Linked DNA regions of Homo sapiens: region 1 is linked to region 2. A link is a contact called in ENCODE Hi-C or POLR2A ChIA-PET data. All regions are on one chromosome and are shown on one strand. The core of a region is the stretch at or near the end of the contact, and the rest is flanking DNA. Distances in the headings are between cores, read along the strand shown.

The links. A loop is a pair of places that touch in the nucleus more often than their neighbours do. ChIA-PET counts read pairs that join two places held with the same protein, here RNA polymerase II (POLR2A).
Region 1: a map of heart right ventricle shows a loop between it and region 2 (2.3-fold over the local background). The contact joins two enhancer-like sites. A Hi-C loop is called at or near these places in 1 of 168 maps with a recorded cell type or tissue (heart right ventricle). POLR2A ChIA-PET finds 5 or more read pairs at or near these places in 4 of 52 experiments (AG04450, PC-3, PC-9 and 1 more).

What each region holds. Positions count from the first base shown.
Region 1 is chr7:134,853,728-134,856,427 of GRCh38, forward strand. All of the region lies in intron 2 of CALD1 (caldesmon 1), which reads left to right. Among named protein-coding and RNA genes, the nearest start is that of CALD1, 75 kb to the left of the region's middle. Within about 2 kb of position 1,269, at least 3 of the 41 ENCODE cell types and tissues checked have a DNase peak (open chromatin) inside an H3K27ac peak, as active enhancers do.
Region 2 is chr7:134,812,443-134,815,142 of GRCh38, forward strand. All of the region lies in intron 1 of CALD1 (caldesmon 1), which reads left to right. LOC124901750 (a long non-coding RNA gene) reads right to left here. Exons shown (of 2, transcript XR_007060537.1): 1 at 2,222-2,700. Among named protein-coding and RNA genes, the nearest start is that of CALD1, 34 kb to the left of the region's middle. Within about 2 kb of position 1,394, at least 5 of the 41 ENCODE cell types and tissues checked have a DNase peak (open chromatin) inside an H3K27ac peak, as active enhancers do.

The sequences.
Region 1 (2,700 bases), core at 19-2,518, 41 kb after region 2:
ACTTTAAGTTCTGGGGTACATGTGCAGAACGTGCAGCTTGTTACATAGGTATACACATGCCATGGTGGTTTGCTGCACCCATCAACCCATCACCTACATTAGGTATTTCTCCTAATGCCATCCCTCCCGTAGCCCCCCACCCCCACCCCGACAGGTCCCAGTGTGTGATGTTCCCCTCCCTGTGCCCATGTGTTCTCATTGTTCAACTTCCAATTATGAGTGAGAACATGCGGTGTTTGGTTTTCTGTTCTTGTGTTAGTTTGCTGAGAATGATGGTTTCCAGCTTCATCAATGTCCCTGCAGAGGACATGAACTCATCCTTTTTATGGTTGCATAGTATTCCATGGTTTATATGTGCTACATTTTTTTTAATCCAGTCTATCATTGATGGACATTTGGGTTGGTTCCAAGTCTTTGCTATTGTGAATAGTGCTGCAATAAACATACGTGTGCATGTGTCTTTATAGTAGAATGATTTATAATCCTTTGGGTATATACCCAGTAATGGGATTGCTGGGTCAAATGGTATTTCTAGTTCTAGATCCTTGAGGAATTGCCACACTGTCTTCCACAATGGTTGAACTAACTTACACTCCCACCAACAGTGTAAAAGCATTCCTGTTTCTCCACATCCTCACCAGCATCTGTTGTTTCCTGACTTTTTAATGATCTGCATTGAATATTTTTATTAAAGTTCTCATTGGGATGATGGTTGTAGAGTCTCAGCCACTCTTGATTGTATCTGAATTTAAATATAATGCAGAAGACGACAGGACTTATAATGCAGCTGAATATGTAGGGGCCTTTTGTTTAATGACACACTCACATTCATTTGGCCATACACGCTACTGAAGGTCACGGCGGGATGGGCTAAACTAACCATCTCTATTTTCTCAATTTAAGGTGGTCAGCTACATCTGTCATATAGCTGGCCCGGATTAATGTCATAGCACAGGGCCATAGCTTAGGATTTTTTTCCCCTCAAATGAGTAACTCATTCCTGGTGGGATAAATCTGTGACTTTAGCCTTATTAGCAAGAAATTCTGGCCCACGAAGCTATCTGGTAAAGGCAGTGTGATATGGTTTGGATTTGTGTCCCTGCCAAATCTCATGTCGAATTGTGATCCCCATTGTTGGAGGAGGGGCCTGGTGGGAGGTGATTGGATCATGGGGAAGGATTTCCCCCTTGCTGTTCTCGTGATACTGAGTGAGTTCTCACAAGTTATGGCTGTTTAAAAGTGTGCAGCACCTCCCCCACTCTTTCTTCCTCCTACTCCCGCCATGTCAGGCATGCCTGCTTCCTGTTTGCCTTCCACTATGATTGAAAGTCTCCTGAGGCCTCCCCAGCCATGTTACTCATACAGCCTGCAGAATCATGATCCAATTAAAGTCTTTTCTTTATAAATTACACAGTCTCAGATGGTTCTTTATAGCAGTGCAAGAGCAGACTAATGCACAGTGCAAGGATCTAGGGTCAGAAAGGTGTTTTGGTGCTCAACAGACCTATGGCTTAATGTCCACGTTCACTTGTCCAGTGGTCAATGCAGATCTTTCTGGTGATCAAGCACAATATGAATACTCTCACTTGAGGGGTACGAAGGTGGATTCATTTGCTCCATTTTTCTTTGGCTTCCTGTGTAGATGGAATTGAAATGGGAATGATATGTGCATTCCAAAGGATCTCAAGAGAAATGCTCATTCGTTTACAAGAGGTGCAATCCCACAATAGTTTCTTGCTTTGTATACTTGAAAACATTCCCAAAGAAACAAAGTTGGATGCAGAAAAGATATTGGGAGAAAAGAAAAATAATACTCCAAATTCTGAACAATTCTACTTTAACATGTTGATCTGTCTGCCAGCTGGCCACAGGGTTGACTACTTGTAATATATACTTTTGGTAGGCCACATGTAGTTCTTGGAACTGTTTATATTCGGCTGCAGAAACTTAATTATTCTAAAATTGGCAGAGTGATCTTTGGTTACTTAATACAAAATTGCTTAGTCATCTTTAAACATAGTGTGGACAGCTTTTGTTTAAGTGTGAAAAATTAGGAATTGCAAATGTACTCCAAAGAGATTTTAGGTCAGGGAGAAAAACAAGAAAGTATCATTCTTTCAAGATATTTAGCCCGGTGGTTGCCACATGTTTTAATTTGACAAGCTAGGTAACTGTCGAGTTGAAGTCCTTGATTACAAGTATTTTTCCATTTTCTTTGTAGATATTGTCAGAAGTAGAAAGCTGTTGCTGCTGCTTCTTAGATGGTATTCTAATCCTACACTCTGCAAAGTATAGGTTTTTCAGCAAGAGTGTGAGGAACTCTAACATCAGCTGCTGGAACAGCTTTCTTGTTCTACGAAGCGAACAAGGATGCCATTTCAAGCTGGTTGTCACAAAGATCCTCCTTTTGCCTCTTTTGGTTTGAATCCTCGAACTGTTGCCTTCCACGTATAGTACAGAGCTATAGTGCTTTAGCGAGGAAACAGGCAGGCAGAGTGAGCTTCTGCATTTTTTAAAGTCTAAAGTGGCACCGGAAGTTTCTAGTTTTTCCAGGAATGCCCATGGCAACCTCACACTTTTCCTGTGATCTGGGCTGGGGCTCCTAAGAGAGATGGTGAGAAAAGATAAAAGTCCTGTAGCCAATGGGTAGCCACGCGAGGCCTGGGAAGGGTAGGTTCCCAAGCAAACCTCCAGAACGGT
Region 2 (2,700 bases), core at 144-2,643:
TAGTGGGCCCATTCTTATAGCTAGAAATCGACAATATCGGGAGTGTTTACACAAGGAAGTAGGCCTTCTCCTACTTCCCACCCTTCAGAGATGAGAGACTGCTATTATCCATTTACCAGCGCACCACTGGAAAGAATAGTTAAAAAAAAAAAAAAAATGAGCTCAAGGTTTTTGGTCTAAAAGACTGGAATAATGGTGTTTTCATTTACCAAACTTAGGAAGAACATACAAGGAGGAACTATGGGAGTGCAAGTCAGTAGTTCAGCTTTGAACATTTTATATTTGTCACAACAATTAGGCATTTGATTGGAATTGTTAAATAAGCAGTTGGATATACAAGTCTGGGGTTCAGGGAAGAGGTCCTGAATATATTTTTTTGGGAGTCAGGCATTTGCATGGTATTTAATGCCAAGAGACAAGACGAGACCAAGCCAGTGAGTTATTAGATAGAGGAGCTCAGTCCCAGGATAATTTTTAGGGTCTTCCAACATTTAAAGGTCAGAGTAAAGACCAGCAAAGGAGACTGAGAAGAGTGGCCAATGGGGCAGAAAGAGAACCAGGAGGGTGAGATGTGCTAGAAGCCAAATGAAGAAAGGACTTCCAAAAGAAGGAAGTGATCAACTGTGTCAAACGCTCATGTATTAATTAAGATGAGAATTGAGAATTGATCATTGGCTTTGGCAATGTAGAAATATTGATGATCTTGAAAAGCATCAAGGATGGTAGAGAAAAAGCCTGATTGGCATGGGTTCAACAGAAGATGGGAGGAAAAGAACTCGGAGCAGTGAATAGAGACAACATTTTCAGAATTTTTTTTGAAAGAGGGGCAGAGGATTGGAATAGGAGCTGGAGAGTTGTATGGGTTTAATGAAGATTTCTTTTTTTCTTTTAGCTTAAGACTAGATATATTTTGACATGCTTGTATGATGATGAGAATAATCTAGTAGAAAGAGATCATTGATGATGCATAAGAGAGGTGACAATTGCTAGAGCAATGTCCTTGGGTAGATAAGAGAGCATGAAACCTAGAGCTAAGTAGGGTTGACCTTCAATAGGAGCATGGACAAATCAGGCATCGTTGCAGGAGTAAAGACAAACTATCCAGATTCAGCTGTAAGTATATTGGAAAATATGATGGTAGAAGCCTGTGATGCTCTTATCTGATTGCCTCTATTTTCTCAGTTCAATAAGGAAGCAAATTCTTCAACTAAGACTAGGTTAGGGAAGCAGGAGGTTTGGAGACTTCAAGGCAACAGAGGATGTTTGGACTTGGGAAACAGCAGACTTGCCAGGTAGCACTAAGGACCCAGTTGACATTACTGGTAACAAATTTTAAGTAAAAGCACTTAGCTTAGCTGCGTGTTTTCCTCCAGCTGGATTTAGCTTCCTGTCTGCTTGCTACATGGAGAGCAGTGTTTAGAGTGATGAATCAGGGGATGTCAGCTGGTAAAGGACGGTGGGTGGCTGAGGCATGTGGGAACACAAGATCATTGGAGGACAGAAGCCCAAGGAACTAAGAGGCCAGGGTATTAGAATGATCACAGACATGAATGTTGAAATCGCTGAGAATTATGGCAGAAGTAGCATTGGAAAGAGTTAAAACCAGGAGCTAACATCTAGAAATGAAGGGAAGTAATGCAGGGATCAGGAAATGACTGCAACAAGGAGGGGTAGAGGATAATATTTTCAGGAAGGAATATAGCTGTGGAGCAAGGAGACAATTGCGTCTACTTCCAGGCTCTGTGATACAAAGGGTATGGAAGCTGTCGGAAGAGCTATAAATCACGAGAGGAAGTATAGAGCATGAAGTTGCAGGGAACATTCAAAGAAGAGTTTGAGATACAGGGTCTTGGCTAATGACTTATCTGGAGTTCCAGAGAAATCAGAAAGGGGAAAGACATTGGGTCAGAGCAGGAGATGCATAGAGCCAGTTGGCTGTGGGAGTAGGGGTTCCACAAGGAGCTGGAAGTCCTGGGGGTCTTGCAGAATGTAAGGCATCATGCAGTCAGTCCCAGTGGTCTCTCATGAAGAGTGTAGTGGTGAGACTGGGACTGCTGTGGAGGGATTTCCTTCCAAGAACACACAGAATTCTGGGGCTCCCTTTCCCTTTCTACTGAGGTTGATTGGAGGCTTGGGAAGGAGTTGGTTACTAAGAGCACACAAAGCCCTGGGGACCACCTTCATTCCTCTAACCCTACGGAAGATGCTATTTATTCCATACCTTGTTTAATGCTTCAGTGCAGCTGGTCCACAAGTGTTTGCTGTATCCAGAAGAAGGTCAGATAAAGAGTGAAGGCACACCCCTGTTGGAAAAGAAGCAACAGTCTCTCTATGATTGTTGATTCACTGTTTGCCTGTTGACTCCTGGAATTAACACTCAACAGAGTCAAGAAACCTGGGTATTGGTCTTGACTGAGTGTCCTTGGATAAATGCCTCCCCCAGTTTGAATTTGAATTTCTTCTCTGTAAAATAAGGGAGCTGGATCACGTGACATCTAGGTTCCTTTCAAGCCCTGAATCTGAGTCTTTAACTGTGGCTTCCTAGATTTTGGGATTGGCCTACATTGGCCCCTGCTTCCTACCCTTTATTCTCAGTTTTGCCGTGGTCTAGCTTTTCATTTCTTATGTCAGGAGCATGGGCCAGCCACAGTACTTTTGACTAGGTTGCTTGCTGTCCCTTAGGTGACTGTGTCCTCATCA